2 separate regions of the Mus musculus genome follow, and region 1 is linked to region 2. The links are chromatin loops, found by intact Hi-C in ENCODE. Cell type or tissue: heart. All regions are shown on one strand.

Evidence for each region. Hi-C counts contacts between places; a loop is a spot of excess contacts. Peaks named below come from ENCODE experiments on the same cell type or tissue, not always from the same donor. Only the 100,000 strongest peaks of a DNase experiment are listed, where the experiment ranks them.
Region 1: it touches region 2 in a loop (2.5-fold over the local background); 7 of 42 quality-filtered maps call a loop at or near these places.

Annotation. Positions count from the first base shown.
Region 1 is chr19:55,875,122-55,880,121 of GRCm38, reverse strand. The region is part of intron 5 of Tcf7l2 (transcription factor 7 like 2, T cell specific, HMG box); the gene reads right to left. Among named protein-coding and RNA genes, the nearest start is that of Gm52391, 61 kb to the left of the region's middle. In heart, a CTCF peak has its summit at 2,265 (motif pointing right); DNase peaks (open chromatin) are centred at 2,311 and 3,441; H3K27ac peaks cover 238 bases.
Region 2 is chr19:55,640,787-55,645,786 of GRCm38, reverse strand. It overlaps 4930552P12Rik (RIKEN cDNA 4930552P12 gene), which reads left to right. Exons shown (of 4, transcript NR_045318.1): 3 at 2,186-2,359; 4 at 3,236-5,000. Among named protein-coding and RNA genes, the nearest start is that of Gm41871, 58 kb to the left of the region's middle. In heart, no CTCF peak of the experiment used is centred here; DNase peaks (open chromatin) are centred at 1,636 and 2,276; H3K4me3 peaks cover 911 bases; H3K27ac peaks cover 2,347 bases.

The DNA.
Region 1 (5,000 bases), 230 kb before region 2:
CTTTAAATCGCATTTAAAAAAAAAAATCTAAGTGTTATGCTATGCTGTCAAGTTATCTATCATGAGGTGCTATGGAGATTAGAGTGCAGGAGCTCTGTGTCAGAAATCACCCTCCATTTCTTTTCAGAGTCTATCCTAACTCAGAGAGCTCTTGGCTTTTTTTTTTTTCCCTTCTGTAGCCCACTCACTTGGCAAGATTAGTCTGCAACTGGGACACACACACACAAAATATTATCATCACTTGGGTAGTATGTATAAATATCAATATTGATTTGGATTTTGTCTCTTTAAAAGATTTATTTTGGATTATTTAAATATTTATGTGAAGAAGTATTCTGTGAGTGCATCTGGTACCTGAAGAGGTCACAAGAGAGCATCAGATCCCTGTACCTGGGGGTCCTGAGGAGCCTTGGGCAGGTGCTGGGTCCTCTGTAAGTACAGTGTTACTTTTAACCACTGAGCCATCTGCCCAGCCCTCCCCCCCCCCCCGGAAGTTATCTCTTTGACTCAATGCTTAGCTTAGCCCATGTTACGTTTGCACATTTGCTTCTAGGTTTTATAAGCGACGAGGTAAATGCCTGGCATGGATACACAACATTTTTAGCTGTTTTCCCAAGTATAAATTAGGTAAAATATACAGATGCTTAGGGGTCAAGAGCCAGCAACCAGACTCCACTTTGCCTTCACTATAATTTTGAGGCAGCCAAGCTTGTCAGAAAAAGCACTTTTGCAACCAATGAGGTATGTAAGTTTAAAACATGCTTACTGCTGTGCCAAGTATAAATATACAGAACTAGTTAAGCACTGGTTAAATGCTAAAAAAAGAGAAAAAAAAGCAAGAATTTATACCTAAAAACACCACTACTGGAATATTGGGGAGGGGAGATCCTAAAAGAGGAAAAGGAAGAGTGAGAGGCACTGGAGGTGGGAGAGGGCACAAGCAATGACTTCTGGGTAGACAATATCTTAGCATTGAGATTGCAAATTCTTTAAATACAACTCCTAAAACCGACTTCTTTAAAAAAACAATTATTCACACAGTGACGGGTTCATGAAAAAGGCTTGAGAACCTAGAAGGACAACTGAAAGACCACTGTCATCTGAAGAGACACCAGGCTTTTCCAAAGACAACCCTATAGAGGGCCATAAGAAATAAGAATTGATTTTTCTAAGAGAAGGGCTTCTTAAAGCCAGGGGAAGAAGCCAAGAATTACCATGCTTGTTAAGCAAATGTGTTTAATGTTTCCTGACATGTCTTCATTGGTTTTAACAACTGGCCCTTCTAAGCTTACAGCAAAGCCACTTTCTATGATGGTTTATCAGCATCGTCAAGAAAGAGCCATTTTTGAAAAGACTTCTTTTGATTCCACATTCCATCAGAACCATGGTTTAGGTAGAACGTTAAAATTATCAAGTGAATCGCATAAAACGACGCCACGTTCAAAACCAGTGAGTGACACGGCAGTTTGTTCTTACACGGGAGCTGGTTGAGAGTTTCCGCTTACAATGCTTAAGCCCTACATGGCTCTCTGCAAGGAAACTGGACATATGATGACCTTTTTGTACGCGTGTAGTCTGAATCTTGTATCATTTCCGGGATGTGAACACCTCTACTGTTCCTAATTTAAAAAAGGCAAAATTGAGGTCGCCAACAATATAGCCCCAAGACTCTAAGCTAACACAGTAAGTGAAGACTCCATGTTTGAACTCAAGCACTTCCTAGCTGCTCTTCCTAACCGTGTGTCTGCATCCCTGTCAGCCAACACAACCTGGCAGAGGGCTGCAGTGCAAAATGCCTGCGTGGCAATTCTAAAGCTAGGAGCTTCTATTGAACGCGCTGTGTTAAGTGATCTGTGCACACATGTAAACTTTTGGCAGGGATCATAGCAGGTCCTTTACTAACCGAGGGGACAGTTGGCAGGTATGGTACTGCAATTAATACAGATAAACCATCAATAGCCTATCTGCCTTTTGATTTTTAAATAAACAAAGGCTGAATGCTGTAATTAAGATCAGAAGTCCTCTGAAGGCCATATGGCCAAAGGGGAGCCGAATGTAAAGCCACCAGCAGGAATCAGGGAGTTTTTCGACTCCTAAGGAGGAAGAAGGGATTTTTAACAAATGTTTTCTCCCCTGGGACCTGGAGGACAAGTGACCTCCCTGCAGAAATGAGGTCTGGGGATCAAGACAGGAAAAAAAAAAAGGTACAATCTAGGTAGGAGCAGGAAAGGACCTGGTAAGCTGATGTTTGTAGGAAATACCACATGCATCCTGCAGGGGGCACACTGTGGCGTGTCCAGCCTAAGAGGACCTTGCCTGGCTTTTCTGAGGCCTGGTGCTTAGGGGACAATCCAACCCTGCAAATGCTGTGCAGTCGGCACAGTGGCTGGGCACACTGATGCCCGGGGGTCCCCAGAGTCTACTCCGTAATGCTTGGGAAACAATGACATCTCTATACCCACAATGGTCTCAGTGTGGGCCCCTCCTCCCACAATGGCCCCTTTCAATCCCCCACCATGAGCAATTGCCCCAAGTTTAACAGCCTGTGTTAGGGGGGCACCAGGCACAAAAGGAGGTGCTTCCAGGTTCAGTGAACATTTTACATCCATTCATCAGGGAAAAGACAAAAGCGACTCCCCACTTCACCTCAGGCAGGGCATCTACCCTACCAAAGAGCAACCTTTGTGTGACTGGGGGGCGGGGGGTGTCAGGGAACGCACTGTTTAAGGATGGTTGTGCAAACATGCTTTTGGATTATTTTTGTCTCCAACTAAAGGCATCTACATAAAAATGGGGTCCTTTTGTCACATAGGAAGGACCAAGCTGGACTTTGCGGGGGGGGGGGGGGGGGGGCAAAAGGCGTAAAAGCGTCCAAATAAAGATGGAAAAGGCTAGAGGCGGGGGCTCTAAATTACACTCTGGAATCTTTATTAGGAAAGTGGGCCATGTTTTCCTTTCCTTTACATTTTTATTGGGATTCACTGCGACTTTTATTACAGAATCTAGTGTTGGCTTTGTATACTGGCTTTAATTACTGAGTACCCTGCCAGCCACTCTTGACCAACACAGGCTGCTATGGGAAGCTTTCTCAGGACCCAAGCCTGCCTCTCCTCCTTGCAAGAGGAATCTGTTGGTGTCTTGACTCCACCAGTCAACAGTCAGTATTGCACTAGTTGATGAATGAGGCCTCAACTTAGTTGGTTACTTGAGTTACTTTGGGGACAGCTACAGAGCATACAAAGTGCTAATATTTGAAATAGTCTAAGTCATCCTTCCCTCTCAGAGTGACACCCACCCACCCCTTTACCCTGCCAAGCTGGATTAGTCATACTAAACATAGTCTGCTCCCAACCAACTCTTCAAGCTTTGGCAAGCAGGGCCCAGCTGACATTCCCGGCCCAGTTTAACATTACATAATGAGGACTTCTCTCTCCTTGTGGGCCACAAGTCAAAACAAACTTGCTGAACTCAACCCAGGGCATCAGCCTGCTTCCTGGTTACAAGACACGGGACTCTTAAGAGCAGAGTAGAGCTGTAAAAACCACCAGTGAACTCCAACGTGGTCAACAGCCTCTCAGCCAACTTGGTGATCTCTCTCCTACTTCCTCTCCCTGATGCTGGGGGTGAAAACTGTTCCAAAGAGTCCTTTTTCAGATCTCTGAGATGTTAACAAATCCCAGAAAGCATCACCCTAAAAGAATTCCCAAACACTAGGCCTTGGGGAAAGACAGAAGCAAGAACAAACTAATGTCCATCTCGTATAAATGGTAAGGGTGTGGTTTCTGTAGCCTGAAGCTCACAGCAATGCTCCTGTTTCAGCCTCCTGGGTGCTGGCCTTACAGGCATGAGGCAGCCTGTATGATAGGTTCAGCTAAGTGTTGCTAAAAGCACAGTCGTTGCTTGCAAGATTTCTAGTATTCCTTATGGAAAAGTCCTAGGCTCCTGCTTCCCGGTCTCCTTTCAGCAGAAATGCTTGGATTAAAATCCTCATGAGCATGGAAGCCCCTGAGGATCCCGGGCACCCAAGAAAAGTCATGATTTCCAGAGAGAAATATGTGACTTCACACCAGACACTGGATTCCACACATTTATCCACAGAGGACTTTTGGCTTCTGCACAGAACTTGGGTACTACTGAATGACATTCGAGTGTGCGGAGAACTGGGAGTGGCCGGGTCGGGTGGGAAGAGACGAGCAGGAAGGTGGATTTCTGCTGTGGGATGCTATGTGACCTGGTAACAAAGCCTGGGAGTCTTACAGCCCATTTGCTCTATCTGGGTCTCAGTTTTCAAAGTTTAGAAAGAGGCTGACAGAGTAGGGTCCTGTTGTGAGTCACCACTTAGCAATCTCCAGCGACTACTGTGAACAAGTTAAAATTACTCTGGCTATGGTTATCCACTCAAAAGCCTGTGCTTTTAGGTCACTGGCCCATTCCCTTGTCTTGAGTTATTTTATCATCTTTTCCTAGGAGTCCAGGCCCAACAAATCGCACACCAAACCTGTTGGGTAACATTCAATTTAGTACTATCTCTCTGCTATCTGTTTATGCACAGGGCAGGCCCTGATCGTCTCCCCGAAGCATCTTTTCTCTTTTAATCCTGGAGACAACATTTTTTTAAGTGACTGAGAATAGTTATTACAAAACCGATGACTAAGGCCTCATAGATAGCCCTCCCTGATGTGATTGGATCCTTGTGACCAATCACCTCCAATCCCCTGCTTTCTAAGAGCATATGAGGCCAGAATGCTCTGCTTACCACCTCATAGGTCTGCTTCTGATAGGCAGGTATGCGCCTGGATCAGTGTGGGCTAAGAGGGGAGGAGCAAAGATTTGGTGTTAAAGAGGCAAGAGTGGACATGGAGTCAGAAACCACTAGATTGGGAAGGTGGTTCAGTAAGACCGGGGCCAAAAGAACCATGGTTGCTGCAGAAGTGTAGATTTGGAGAGGCAGAGAAATGGGCCTTGTGGTAACCAGACTCTGTTCAGAACCATTGTCCTGA
Region 2 (5,000 bases):
AGACTCCCTGGTAGCCATCAAATGACTATAGGTCCTTTCCCAGGTCCTTTCTGGGTGCCAGGTCCCCATGTGCTGCCTGCCTGCCTTGGGAGTAGAAGGGGAGGCTTGGACTTCTTGGCAGGGGTGGATGTGGGTGTGTTTTCACCTCAGGCCCGAGGGTGAGTCTGTCCCCTTAAGGGTAGCTAGCCAGAGCGAACAGCTTCAACTGTGCCACCGGGTGGTTTAGAGGTATGGTTAGCAAATGTCTTAGCATCTCTGAGGCAAGACTTTACAGTTGTAGTGAGTCCTAGGATCCTGACCTTAATTTCCCAGAGAACAGGGCACAGGGGTTGGATTCAGACTTCCGGCCCTGACTCCCCGTCCTCCACCAGCCACAGGCGATCCTCCCTTCCCTCCCAACCTCCAGCCTCAGGCAGCTGCACTCTATCAGGATGCAATCTAAATGCAGTCTTAAAGACCTTGAAGGTGGGCCAATGGTGAGTTCAAGGCCAACCTGGGCTCCCGTCGTGATCCCCTGCTTTTGAAAAGAGGAAGGAGTGGGGAGATAGCTCAGCCAATAAAGCAAGAGGACTTGAGTATTGTAACCCCAAGCAAGAACTGACATAAAAAAGCCAAGCACGGCGGTCCACTTGTATTCCTGAGATGGCGGATCCCTGGGCTTGGTGGCAGGCAGCAAGCCTAGCTGAACTGTCGATTCCAGGTCAGTGAGAGATCTTGTCTCAAAAATCCAGGTAGAGGCTGGGGAGATGGCTCAGCCATTAAGAGCGCTGTTGCTCTTGCAGAGGATCCCAGATTCAGGTTCTAGCCCCCACACAGTACTTCACAACTATCCAGAACTTCAGTTGTAAGGGATCTTCTCACCCCCGCGGGTACCAGGCACACAGGCAAACCACTCAATCACAAAAAATAAGATAAACACACCTAAAACCCAAAACAAGGCAGAAGGTAGTTCAAAAGACAGCATTCATCTCTGACCTCCACAAACACAGGTATACTTATGTACCTGTACACACGTGAACACACACGTGTATGTGCAACACTCACACAAATACCAACTGCAAATATTTGCAGAGTTCGAAATTCCCCAAATTTTACTCGAGCATTATCTGTGGCTGGGAATTATCTACACATCCCCAAGGACGAAGCTGAGACAATCCTGGTTGCTCTGTGTCCCCAATACTCAGAAACTGCCTCCTGGCAAGCCATGCCGACTGCAGCTTTCCAAGACAAGGCCTCCCACTTTGCACACCAGCAAACTGAGGCTCAGAGCGAAAAGTCACTGAAGTGCTCCGTGTCAGGTGGCTGAAGCAGGACCAGAAGCCCAGACTGGTGAGGTAAAGGCGCCCCCAGCTAGCCTAGCTGTGATTCTGATTCATATGAGAAGAGCCCACTCATCCTGCCAGGGAACCAGGCAGATGGGGAACAGCACTCAAACGGGTCCTGAATGAGACAAAGTGGAGGTGTCACCCTTGTCTGTGGACCTCCCCTCCTTCCCAGGTTCCTGATGTCTTCCCTCCGGTAGCAGCTTTTCTGGAAGTGTTATTCACCTGGAGAGCCGACCCTGAGAATATTTGGAGTCAAGGAGTTACATGAGCATGCTGGCGTCCACACATCAGCCTGATGCCACGGGTCCCCTGCCAGCTTTGAGGTCCCATCTTTCCAGAGTCAACTGCATTCCGTGGGAGGATTGGGGGGGGGTGCACGTATGGGGGAGGGGGTGCGCGTGCGCGCATGGCCCTTTTTGTTTTGTTTTACTTGGGTTCGGTTCTGGAGATGGGAGTCAGGCCCAAAGGCTTGCACCAGCAGGCTTTTTACTGATGGAGCGGGCTCCTCAACCTTGGCGTTCCATTTTGCAGTAGAAACCTGACCCTGTTCTCAGTTAAGAGATGAAGACACAGAGGCATACCCACTGCCTGATTCCAATCTTGAAGCTTGTGCTTATGTCACCAACTGAGAAGGGACATACTGTCACAGCAGGGAGCTGAGAGTATGGGGGTGGGAGGGGAGCGCAGCCGAAGTTCCATTGTATCACAGCGGGGCGGGGGGGAGGGGGGGCGTGAGGCACGAGACCGATACTGGGACTCCCGAGATAGCCTTTCTATTCTTGGTTCTGCAATGAGCTTGCTGTGTGCCCTTGGGCAGATCAGTTCCTCTCTCTAACGCCCAGTTTCCTCATTTTCTACAGCCAAATGCAGAATCTTAATGGCTTTCCCTTTCGGTTCGACAAGCCCAGAGCTCTAGCCTGGGTGCGGGCTGTGTGTGAAGAAATAGGAGTCTTGGTTTCGTTTTGTAACCTGGGCCCCTCCAGTGCCTACCAGCTGGGGCTGGGAACAGGACCAACATTCATTGACAAATGAAGGTGAGTTTCAGAGAGGCAGCCTGGGCTGTCACAAAACTCTGACAGAAGAAGTGCAGTGCTGGGGAAACCCCAGGCTTCTGTAAGCCAAGGCTCTGATTGGTGCACAGCGTTTGCTCTTCCTTCAGACCAAGGCCTCCAGCCAGTTCCCAAGCCATTAGCTGCTGGTTTTGATCAATGGCAATAGCATAAACAACAAATAAGTCCATTCGCTGGCAATTTCAGTCATTTGTGGCATTTAATTAGCATAATTGACCCAAACTGGAACTTTTCCTTCCACCTGAATTTAAAAATACATCCCCACTAACCCTCAGTACATCTGAGAAAAATTTCTTCTTCTTTTTTTTTAATGAGGCTTTAACTAAAGCCCAATATCAAAACACTATATAATACTTTTATCTCATCGAAGACATTTGATGCTTATTAAAATATTACTGCTTTAAGGCTTATTTTTTTTTTTTTTTTTTTTTTTTGCCCAAGAGTGTGTGCAGAGCCTCACTCCTCAGATAATAACAAAGAAATCTTAAACATGAAAAACACACATGAAAGGTAATATGTTCCCCGTTAGTCTCAGTATCATTTCCCCAGGATTTATTACTTTCCAAATATAGCATTAGCTTAAAACTAAAAGGCCGTTTACAGTAATGGGACACTTGGTACTACTTTGGAGCATGTGGGCTCTCCCAGGGCCTTGTACAACGGCTTCATTAAGCGGGGAACTGTGGGGGAGAACGGCTGGGTTAAAAAAAAAAAAAAAGAATCCCAGCATGTCTCCTCCAAGGCCCCCCAGATAGGCCACCTACCCTGACCCAAGGCCCGTGTCTAACAAGCTCTTAATTCCGCTTTCAGAACTGCTCTTTCACGCGTTGTTTCTTCCAGAGATGAAAACATTTTCGAAGCTGACAGGCCATCAATTGGGTGCCACCCGGGAAGAGAAGCCATGGTCTGCAGCTCTGCTTCCTGGCCCCACCACCAGGAGAATATGGGACTGCCAGCCACACCCAATGGGCCGCCCTAGGTTTGGGAGGTCTCTTTTTATCCTGAGAGAAGGCTTGGGAGCAGTTACGAAAGCGACGAGCCTACCGGCTTGGACACGGAGCAGCGATTGCTTGGCTTGTTGGGTATGGCTGAGGCCTGTATACAGTTGGATGACCTAAGTTATGGAAGGACAGAGTAGTCATGTACACAGAAGGGCCCTCTTGAGTGGCAGCTAGGGCCACTGTAATTTTGTCCCATGGGGTAGCCTGGGTCAAGCTCTCACTGGAAACTGCCAGTCAGCCGAGGGACCCTGAGGAGACTCACATTATCTGTTTGCTGTTTAGGTCCAGCAGTGAAGGCCCCTACTGATTTGGGGAACCAGCCTCCTGGCGCTTCCTAAATGCCCTGTTTTGAGAAGTTCCACAGAGTGAGGGTGTAAGTGTCTGGCCTGAAGGGAGAGACATGCTCCCCCTGGGTTCCAATCCCCATCATACCTTAGCTGTCAGCAGGGAGGGGAGGTTCCAGAGGCTACAGGAGGCTGTAGCAGAGAAACAAAGGCTTACATTACTACTCCAGGTTTGCTGTTCTCCCCGGAGGCAGATGGCACTGTGTGTTGGGTGGGGATCACTTCACCAGGCCTGCCTTTGCCCCAAGGGGCAGTTTCTTGGATAGGATAGGGATAGTGTCATTAAGCCCATTTGAGGAAGCAAGCAACCAACCGTTACCAGCTTTGGACTTCACTGACCATGTTCAGTTACTGTTGGACACTCTTTTCCTTCAGGCACAAATGGGTAATTTCTCATGTTCCTGCCTCTGTGACTGGGGCCAAGCAGGCATGTCTCCTTTGTTCAGTTCACTGCTCCCACCTCTGGAATCGTCCCTGCTGTCCAGGTTCTCTGGCCAGGTGTCACATGGCTTTACTCTGTCGGCAGTCCTCATGAGATCGATGACTCCTGGCGATCCACGTGTGAATGACTTGTAGGAAGGGCGCCGGAGTGAGCTGAGGTTGACAGAGAGCCACCTGCAGAGGCTCCAGCAGCTATGTGAGTGTATGGCTGGACAGTGTCACTTGTGAGATGCTCACAGTCCTGTGGTGTCAACTAGATCAAAGTCTCTCATAAGATAGAAGATGGAATCTGCCCTTGGTCACAACGCTTGATTCAGAACCCTGGCTTTTTATAGGGCTACTCTTTCCTCCGGTGATGAAGGTTAACATCCTGGAACATCCATGGCACAGATGCGGGCTAAGTCCTCTACCCTAGAAGATCTACAGTGCAGCCCTGGGCAGGATTCCTCCAAGGCTCACACAGTTTAAATGTTTCAGACTGGGATCATTGCAAAAGGAATTTTTCGCCTACAGAAGAGAGAGGCAAGGAAGGAAAGCTATGCCCAAGGTCTAGAAACAGGGCAGTAGCCCTGAGTTTGGAAAGCCGCTCCCACCTGGTCCAACTCTCTCTTAGCTCAACCAGTTGTCCGTGTGAAGATTAGGTTGCTGGTTTTGGCTTTTTTTTTTTTTTCCTTTTTTCTTTTTTGTCAACTTGATACAAGCTAAGAAGAAAGGCAATGGCCCCTGAGAACATGACTCCGTCAGATTGGCTTGTAGGCAAGTTCACAGGGGAGGGGGGGTCAGTTCCTTGATTAATGATCTATATGGAAGGCGCCCGAA